2 separate regions of the Homo sapiens genome follow, and region 2 is linked to region 1. The links are chromatin contacts, found by Hi-C or POLR2A ChIA-PET in ENCODE. All regions are on one chromosome and are shown on one strand. The core of a region is the stretch at or near the end of the contact, and the rest is flanking DNA. Distances in the headings are between cores, read along the strand shown. Region 1 overlaps LINC00578 (long intergenic non-protein coding RNA 578). Region 2 overlaps LINC02015 (long intergenic non-protein coding RNA 2015).

The links. A loop is a pair of places that touch in the nucleus more often than their neighbours do. ChIA-PET counts read pairs that join two places held with the same protein, here RNA polymerase II (POLR2A). Pooled maps may share reads with other maps.
Region 2: a loop to region 1 is called in a map of IMR-90, with 2.4 times the contacts of the local background. The contact joins two enhancer-like sites. A Hi-C loop is called at or near these places in 2 of 168 maps with a recorded cell type or tissue (IMR-90 and prostate gland) and 5 of 50 pooled maps. POLR2A ChIA-PET finds 5 or more read pairs at or near these places in 1 of 52 experiments (MCF 10A).

The regions. Positions count from the first base shown.
Region 1 is chr3:177,477,281-177,482,402 of GRCh38, reverse strand. The region is part of intron 1 of LINC00578 (long intergenic non-protein coding RNA 578); the gene reads right to left. Among named protein-coding and RNA genes, the nearest start is that of LINC00578, 38 kb to the right of the region's middle. Within about 2 kb of position 3,727, at least 15 of the 41 ENCODE cell types and tissues checked have a DNase peak (open chromatin) inside an H3K27ac peak, as active enhancers do.
Region 2 is chr3:177,828,073-177,833,220 of GRCh38, reverse strand. All of the region lies in intron 1 of LINC02015 (long intergenic non-protein coding RNA 2015), which reads right to left. Among named protein-coding and RNA genes, the nearest start is that of LINC02015, 14 kb to the right of the region's middle. Within about 2 kb of position 2,565, at least 5 of the 41 ENCODE cell types and tissues checked have a DNase peak (open chromatin) inside an H3K27ac peak, as active enhancers do.

The sequences.
Region 1 (5,122 bases), core at 2,478-4,977:
GGAATGGTTTTAAAATAAATACGTCCTAGATTATTGTGTTGAGATAGGGCTGTATTTTTTTTTCTTTTGGCAGAGAAATGAGTTGACTATAACGTCTTTCAAGAGAAATGTCTCAGATTTATTTCAATGACCTTATAGTCTGGGTATGATGGCACCAAAAACGCACTGAGTTTATTAGTTAGTATCTAATGAATCACATTTTATTTGTGTGTTTCAGGTCAATTCACAAGCTCTTGTGCTTCATTTGAGCCAGAAGACACCACTGAACAGATCATGGTTTCAGTACCTACACTGGCTGTTTTTCATTCAAGGTGCAAGAGTGGTTCCAAAAGCTATGCAAGGGATTACTTTTTGCCAAACTAATTATCACAATTATTGAGAAATATGACAAAGACCTAAAAGTATCAAACATTGCCTACATTTGATAGGCTTTGAATAAAAGATAAGTTAATTTCAACAGGCTGTGATTAAAACTGTCCATAATAATAATAATGATAAAACAATTGTCATATGTTGAGATTAATAAATGTTACACAAAATGTTTCAAATGTATTTTATCTTCTACAGTCTATAAGATGGACACTATAATTTTCCCCATTTTATATTTGAGGTTTAGGCCATTGTTAAAGCTTTCCCAGAGTTATATATCTGATATGGCAGAGCCAGGGCCTTCAGGAGAGACGCTGGAATACCTTTGTTGAAAATTAAGCTAGACTCTAGTAGTTCTCAGTTGAATTAATTGGGAACAATTTACCAAGTAATGAATAATTGGTACAAAACTGTAAGTAATAAAATGCTGAATAGTGAAAAAGAGATTCTGAAGTCCTAGAGAGATCAGCAAAAAAGCAAATCCAAAGCAGAAGGCTCGCAGTAGAAGGTGCAATGTGAGCTGTGCTTTGAAACGGCTCTGATGGTACAAAAAGAGGAACAAAGACAGAGACAGCAGGATGGAAGGGATTGGAAGGTTAAGGGGTCACAGAAGAGGCCAGCAGGAGAAGACAATACAGGAGGGAAATAGTTGTCTACTTTCTGGGTTATTCCTCCAATTTTTTTTTTTTTTTTTTTTTTTGAGTCTCACTCTGTCGCCCAGGCTGGAGTGCAGTGGCACAATCTCAGCTCACTGCAACCTCCGCCTCCCGGGTTCAAAAGAGTCCCCTGCCTCAGTCTCCCGAGTAGCTGGGACTACAGGCACGCACCACCACGCCTGGCTAATTTTTTCTATTTTTAGTAGAGATGGGATTTCACCATGTTGGCCAGGATGGTCTTGATCCCCTGACCTCGTGATCTGCCCACCTTGGCCTCCCAAAGTGCTGGGATTACATATTCCTCCAATTTTTAAGCTCACAAGGAACTCAAGGGGCATTCAGATCAACTCATATATCACGCAATGGCACACCTGATAGGCACTGAGCAGGAAGCTTCCCATGAACTACCACACAGAAAGCCAGTGCTCTGTAATCCTAATTCAATATAACACTGACTGAGCACCTACAATGTACAGATAGAGGGCCAAATATTGAGCACAGAAGGATGAAGAAGATGCAATTCTGGTCTGTAGGAAGCTCATATAAAAGTATGTAAGTCCACACTATTTTATTGATTTTAGTAGAAACGGGTTTTCACCATGTTGGCCAGGATGGTCTCGATCTTTTGCCCTCGTGATCTGCCCGCCTCAGCCTCCCAAAGTGCTGGAATTACAGGAGTGAGCCACTGCACCCGGCCGAAGTATTCCATTTCTTGAGGCAGAAAAGACTTCTCTGTGGTGACATTAGATATGAGCCTTCTAAGAGGTGTGTATTATGATGGCAGGAGAAAGAGGAGAATGGAGTCCTAAGCGGGAGCAACTGTGTATTAACACAAACATGGAAGGATTCTACATACGCTGTTAGTAAGGAAAAATCACCAGGCAGAGCTGGAGCTGAGATTATAATCAAGGGTCTTCAGTGGAGCAGCAGAGCCAGGTGGAGTAGTGTTAGAAGACTACTACTAACATGAGTAGTGTTAGTACTACTAACATGAGTAGTGAGGAATAACATGATAAGGAATTTGAAGACAAGTGGGGAACCATGGAAAAACTTGAACATAGCAATGAGATTATTTGATCTCTGATTTAAGATGAAAATCTGGCAGTAAAGGGAAGAATGGGTGGCGAGTTAAAGGAGCCAAAATGCCCCTTAGCTATTCAAAGAGGATGATAATGTAATAATGCCAGCCTGAATTCAGGTAATGGTAACGCACAAGAAGAAAAGAAGAATTCACCAGCCACAATGGCCAAAGATCAGCCAGGGTTAGTAAATTAAAGATAATTACAATTTCTGACTTTAGTGGCTGGCAGATAGTAGTATCACAAAATAGGACAGGGACAAGACCAAAAGCAATCAGGAATAAGTGCTACTTAAATCAGAAAAATACTCAAAATGCTGAACACATGCTGGTGTAGTCTCAAACAAAACTGGGTGATGGCATTTTCTATAATGACTGTGTAGTCTGCCATGGCGGGTGGCCCAAGGAAGTGATAACAGGGGCAGAGGATCTCTAGGTCACGTGTTCAAAGTCATAATTCTCAGGTGTCTAAAACTTGTTCATATATCTGACAGCTGTTCAATGACTGATGTGAAAAGAATCAGAGGTTTTAGTTTAGGGTCTAGCAAAACAGATGTTCCCCTTTATAACTGACACCTTTGTTATGATAGAGGAGAGTTTTTTGAAAGAAATTAAATCAGTTCTAGTCCTTAGATTGCCTGCTGAGATGTTTTTGGACTAGTCAGAGTCTGTTTTTTCTTTTTGTTGTTGTCGTTGTTGTTGTTGTTTTTGTGTTTCCCAAGAGCATCCCACTATGGCATAACGATTTGTTTGAAATGTTTAAATTTTTTAAAAATCAAAGGTAGGAGTTGTCTAAGAGTGATAAGGCAGTCATTTAATATAGCTCTTTCCGCTGCTTCTATCTTTCTTTATTCTTTTGCAGTCGCTTGCAAAAGGTTATCTGCCACATTACAGGTCTGTGTTCATTTCTTTATCAGCATATGATCTATAAGAAAACATTCAGCCTGGAGCGGTGGCTCTTTTTCCCTTTGAAAATAGTGCAGTGGCACCACGGGGTTGTTTTTTGTTTTTTGTTTTTTCGTTTGTCTTGTTTTGTTTTGTTTTGAGATGGAGTCTCTGTCACCCATGCTGGAGTGCAGTGGTGCCATCTCGGCTCACTGCAACCAACCTCCATCTCCTGGGCTCAACCAATTCTCCTGTCTCAGCCTCCCAGCACCTGCCACCAGGCCCAGCTAATTTTTGTGTTTTTAGTAGAGTCAGGGCTTCACCATGTTGGCCAAGCTGGTATCGAACTCCTGACCTCAGGTGATCCACCCACCTCGGCCTCCCAAAGTGCTGGGATTACAGGCGTGAGTCACTGTGCCTGGCCGGTTTTTGAATTATCTAATACTTTAAAATATGTTTCCTCCCTTTTAAACCCAAAGTTCTAAGTGGGAGGATATGTGTCCTGGGCATTAAGTGGGAGATGCAGATAGTTCCTGAAGACCTCCACAGCAGTAGACTTCTTGGGCTACAGGGGAGCCCACTTTCTCCAGGGACCATATTTGTTTAACTTGTCCCTGCATGTGGACTGCCCTGTGGCAAACCACTGTAAAAGAATGAAGTCTCCTAAGAATTGTGCTTGAGTTTGTACATTCCTTGGTGTCGGCTAAAGCCACAGGAACTTTGGCAGTATTTTGAAGTTACACCCGTTCCCTATTGCAATGCAGGTCTGTGAAATAATGCCTTAGCTCTGCCAAAAACCACAGTGATTATCAACAGTGTAAATAATCAAGTAAAAGCACTTTTCCACAGCCCAGTGACTAGATTGTCAAGAATGCAAAAAGTAGTAGCAAAAATTGATTGCCATTTGCAAAGATAATTTCTATCTGAATTATATTACTGTATTGCAACAGCGATGCATAATGTGTGTCCAGCATCTTTGTAATAAACATTTTAGGTTTAATTTAGAAATCTCTGAGTCATTAGAAAAGTTCTTTCTCATTATGATGAAGGGGCCATGGTGAACTCAGCACTATTACAGTCTAAAGAGGGAAAAGAAACAGACAAGCAAGCTACACGTGTGAGAAGCAGAATTGCTCCTAGCTGAAACAATAGGAAAAAGTTCAAAATATAGATAGCTGCCTATTATTGAATAATTAATATAAGTATGGCTGTTTTACATTATCAAGCAGCCTGAGTATTTTCAATATTCCAATACAATGTGATATGGTCATTGATTTGTTGTTGTTTTAAACTCTTCATTTCTGCGAGGAAAAGAAGACTTCACATCTAGCAAACAAGGTCAAATAGATCAACTAAACTAGACCTTTCCGCCCCTCACAGATACCCCTTGTGCTGCTGCTTCAATTATTCCTGACATTGGTATTCAATAACTCAGGCTGGCAAGATGGTTTTAGAGCTCCACCCCAACCCTACACTGCTGGAAAATCTTATTTAAATTGAATTTTTCACTCTTCATCTCTTCGTTTCAGAACCAGGAAGATGTCTGCTGAAAAGCATCAGGCTGGCTGGCATGGTGGCTCAAGCTTGTAATCTCAGCACTTTAGGAGGCCGAGGTGGGCAGATCGCTGGAGGTCAGGAGTTCGAGACCAGCCTGGCCAACATAATGAAACCCCATCTCTACTAAAAATACATAAATTAGCCAGGCATGGTGGCCCATGCCTGTAATCCCAGCTACTCAGGAGGCTGAGGCAGGAGAATCGCTTGAACCCGGGAGGTGGAGGTTGCAGTGAGCCAAAATTGCGCCACTGCACTCCAGCCTGGGTGGCAGAGCGAGACTCTGTCACAAAAACAAAAACAAAAACAAACAAAAAAAAAGAAAAGCATCAGGCCTTACTGGAAATTAATGCAACGGAAACATAATTCTCTTGAGCCTTGGGCCTTCTCTCGAGATTAGTAGGTGTGACTCAGTGGTTCAAAACCAGGCTGTTTATATGAGTGGCCTAAGGGGCTTTTTAAAAATACTGATCGCTAAGCACAGCCTTCTCCAGGGACCATTTAATTAAAAATCTGACGAGGGTGGGGGCCAGGCATCAGTCTGTCTATAAGCCCACCTCCCCGCCCCACTACCCAGTGA
Region 2 (5,148 bases), core at 1,316-3,815, 350 kb before region 1:
ATCCCTCTCAAATCAACTTTGATGGTGTTATTTCGTTTTTTGTTTTTGTCTCCCAAGAAAAATCATTATTCATCTTAAGAGAGAACATCTTGTCAAGTGTTGCAGTTCAACAAAATAAGGAAAACATCTCTGCCAAAACGCAGCAAATGTGATTACACAAGGCCAAGGAGAAGCCCATAATTAGATCATTACCATGGAAACAACCTAATTACATGTGTAAAGCAGTGAGGGCTGAGTTGTAGATCTGAATATGTGAATATCATTGTCTATGTTATAAAATTTCTGCTACTTAGCTTTCCCCAAATATAAAATATAAACTATATAGATAAATCTTAGTTTAAATGAATGAAAAAATACTGTACGTTGTGTGAATGGAGTTCAGGGATATTCACTCTATTATAAACATATACATATACCTTAAATGAGAAAAAAATATTTCAATGTGCACATTAATAATAAATGTATATTAGCATGTAAATAGCTGAACGGCCTTAAGTGTGCATTCTGGAATTTTATACTGTGCAAAAAATATTTGCTAGAACAACCAAAGTTCTGATAAGGTAATTTAATTTTTCAACTATATTTTATTATTTATACTCAGGAATAATTTTATATTGATCTTCCCTTAGTTATTTAGAGGCCTGTTGTTTCTTTAAGGACTCATTTGTTGATCCCTGAAGGCTAAAATGTACATCTCCATTCACTATTCGGGCCACAGTTAAATAAATGTCCGAATTCTTAGGGGCAGGGGAGAGGCTACTCAAAACTTTATTCATATAGGTGTGCATTGACTTTTTTAAATTACCAAATCTAAATATCTCTTTCCCACTGCCTTTTAACACTATTTACAAGTGCTTTTGTGGCTAAATTTCTTAAATACCTTCGTCACTCTTCTTAACTGTCCATTTGGAAAGCATCTTCTCCAGCAGCACCAGATATTAGCTAGGCCCTGACCTCCTCCACCTCTCCTGGAAAACAACGTGGCTTCCAGAGTTCAGTAGGGCAAGAGAGGAGATGTTGCTGAGGTTCCTTCCTCCCAACTTCTTACCCTTACACGATCACGATCAGGATCACAGAGAGGATCCCAGAGCACAGGGCTGAGGGTAAGAGTGTGATGGGCCTTGTTTCTGACTGGTCTGCACTTCTCATGCCACCTGTGCCTCTGACTCTAGCAATGCCCCTTTCCTACTGTCATTCCCTACCCTTCTCTGCAGCTATAAGAACTGGTCTCCTTCTAGGGAGGAGAAAGAATGAAGGAAACTGTGGCTTTTTTGGATAAAGGTACAAACTCATTCTGGTGCAGTCTTCTGCATGCCTCCCTTAGCTTTCTTTTTGTAGCACATCTCTCTCACACACACACACACACATGCACACACACAAGCACACACACACAAACAACATACAACCTGAGAACAGAATAGATGTGGCAAATCCATCGGCAGCGCAGGTATCCCAATTACTAAGTCTCTCTTTAACAGAGGATCCAAGGGGTGTAGTGCATGAACAGGTAACTAGCTGGGGACAGAAAATAGAGCCCATCCACACAACCATAGAATCTGAAGGAGGAAGGGAGGTGGACACAGGGAAAATAGCTGGACTTAAAGTCAGGTCATTAGATCGCTCTGTTGTGTGAGTCACTTTCCCTCTGGGCCCTCAACTGTCCCTCTCTGCAAAGCAATAGGATAAGGCTGGATGGCATTTAGGTCTTCTACGAGTTCTAATATGCTCATTCTATGGCTGTAACATAATCTGGGTCACGGCTGCTTCCTGTTTGCCCTCTCATTCAGCCTGGCTGGTCCTGGACCTCGATGCTCCTACTCCCTTTACTGTCCATCCACCCAGCCTAGAACACACACACTGTTAAGATCAAAAGAAGGAGCCTGAAATGGAGACAAGATTACTCTATTTGTCTTAAGCAAATCCTATAACCTCTGTGGGCCTTCATTGCCTTTTCAGTCAAATGATGGCCATCTGAAGGATATTCAGATGGGGTAGTGAGTAAAGGGATCTCTACAAGCCCTTCCAGCTGTTCCAATGTAACTTCCCTAAAGAAGGTTACTTTTATTTGTGTACTTCTTTCAGCAGCTCTCTCCCATACTCAAAAACCTTTGGTGACTCCCCATTTTCATAAATGCCAAACCCAAAAGCCACTGCCTGTCCTTCAGAGCACCTTTTAATCTAGCTGCAGTTTTCTTGCCCAAACTCGTTTCACTCTATACTTATTGCCCGCCATCCCTCACCTCAAACTCACTAGTCCAGCCAGGTTTTTCCACAAACACATGTAACCTCAATCCCAGTTTTTTCCCCACTCCCATGCTGCTTCTTTATTCATGAGCCTGACACATGGTAGGCCCTCAATACAGGTTTGTGGCTTGACTGTTAAAGCATTCTCTCTCCCACATCCAAACCTCATCCCAGTTTCCAAGGAACAGATTAGGCCTTACCCCATCTGTGAGGCTTGCCCTGGTTGCTGTGAATTACATGATCATGCTCTCTAATCTACAGAATTTATGACGTGACACACAATTTAGGACTGACAGTCATGACCTCTTAATCACTGTTGAAAGTGTGGGGAGGGAAATTTACTACCCCTTATGAGTAAACATTCTGAAGACGAGTAACAAGGCTTCTATTTCTTTATAATTACCACATCACCTAATCCCACACTGAATCCTTGAGAGGTACTCAGGAAATATTAGACCGAAAGGCTGGGAGGTGCTCCAAGAACATTTCCTAACCAGGATGAATATCATTCCTATTGTACAATCTCCACTTGGCAAAATGCACATCTTTCAAGAGGAAATTCAAACGCCAGTTCAATGTGGCCTTTTCTCTATCCTGCTAGGCAGAGCTTGCCTTTTCCCTTCTTACAAATGTCTATCTGTACTTCTCTCATTGCTATAACTATTCGTTTATATATCTGTCTCTCCACCTAAACAATAAATTATTTTCCTTGAGGAAAATTTTAAAAAATTTACTTTTGTTATAATTCCATGCTCAGTACCATTCCCATAATATAATAAATGTTTAATAATGTTGAACGAATGTATAGAAAATATGCACATGCCCTCTAGGAAAACAGTGCATTTGTGCTTTATTTTCTCTCTCTCTGAACTTGGTGAAATCAATTTTTGACAAATTGAGATGAAGAACTAATATGAGGCTTGGCATCCACTTTGCAAGTTTATGATCTAAGTTGCATACAGAGTTAAAGGACAGAATTATCCATGGGATTATAATATTTATGACAAGTCTTCTCCACTATGACCTTTAGTAGTCCTGGGTGGCTATGCATGGATACTGCACTGTCTGGCTTTTGAAATCCACATAAAAGAATCATTAAGTATTTAAAAGCCACCATTAAGAAATTAAAAGAGTTAATATGTTAGAAAGTATAAAGATTTTATTTGTTACAATATCTTCTGTGGGGTGGTCCACAGAATGCGGTAAGATATAAATGGGGAGCTACTTTTAACACCACACGTGTACCTCTCATCATCACTATCTACTTTGAACTTTGTTTGTTTGTTTGTTTGTTTGTTTTGAGATGGAGTCTCGCTCAATGTTGCCCAGGCTGGAATGAGGTGGCGTGATCTCGGCTCACTGCAACCTCCACCTCCCACATTGAACCAATTCTCCTGCCTCAGCCTCCCAAGTAGCTGGGATTACAGGCGTATGCCACCTTGCCCAGCTAATTTTTGTATGTTTAGAAGTGACAGAGTTTCACCATGTTGGCCAGGCTGGTCTCAAACTCCCGATCTCAAGTGATCCGCCCACCTTGGCCTCCCAAAGTGTTAGGATTACAGGCACAAGCCACCGCACCCAGCCTCTATTAATTTTTTTAAAGATAGTGTCTCTCTCTGTCACCCAGGCTGGAGTAACAGATCATATAGGTCACTGAAGCCTCAAACTCCTGAGCTCAAGCAGTCCTCCTGCCTCAGCCTCCCAGGAAGCTAGGACTGCAGCTGCGCACCACCATGCCCAGCTAATTTCTGTTGTTGCTTGAGAGAGGGTCTCACTGTATTGCCCAGGCTGGTCTTGAACTGCTAGCGTCACGTGATCCTCTGGCTTCAGCCTCCTGATGAATGTAGTTTATTAATGTATTACTTATATTCTTTCTTTAATGCATATTATTCAAGAGCAGGGATAGTTTGAGACATGTCTCTCTTCTCTGTAGCACCTAACACAATAATTTCTGTGGGTCAGAAACTATTTCAATAAACAATTACTGCATGAATTTATTAAAGACCATATTCCAAGTTCCTGGTTTAATATTCAAGTTTAATGCTTAAGATTCTGGTGAATACTGAAACTGAGCAACATGGCAGAAATTACTCTTATCACAGTATCAATAATGGATGTCCTCTGCCTAAGCAACCAGTTTGTTTTACACAATCATCTTCTTGAATTATATTACCACTCTCATTACCACTTGTAGCAAGCATGGGGGATTCAAGATACAATTTCATATTCAAAACACCATCTCCTTCTTTTCTACCTTTGTTTTCCATTTATCTAACTTTTCCTATTAATTTAAATTTAATATCATTTTACTATATATAATATGCTTCTTTGTAAGCTATCTTAAATTACTTTCAGACCAAACAGGTCCTCATGAACATAAATAAAACAGATCCACAGATATAACAAATATAAATGAATAATAAAATAAAATCTGAAATTTTCTTGATTGAAACTAATTCTTGATTTAAATTATTTTTACATTTGCTATTGATAAATTTCTTTAAATTGTTATTACTGAATCACAACTTTAATCACTCTATAGATTGTTCATAATTTTGCTCATGCTTAAAAGATAACTTTTGCTTTCCATTTAGTCATCTGGCCTTATTACTACACACTTCCAAGTTAGCTAGTGGCTAATGGGGAAAAAAGAGTGAGAAGATGAATAATTGTCTTCAAGACAATCTCTGTATTTTAAGAGCTGTGATATATAATAATATGATCAACACATACAGCACTTACTATGGGCCGGCACTGTACTAAGAACTTATCACCATTGAATCTTAACAACAACCGTAAAAGATGACACTGTCATTATCATTCCATATTAGAGATAAGCAAACTGAGGAACTCAGGCATTTGGTAACTTTCCCAAGATCACACCACAAGTACATGACAGAACCA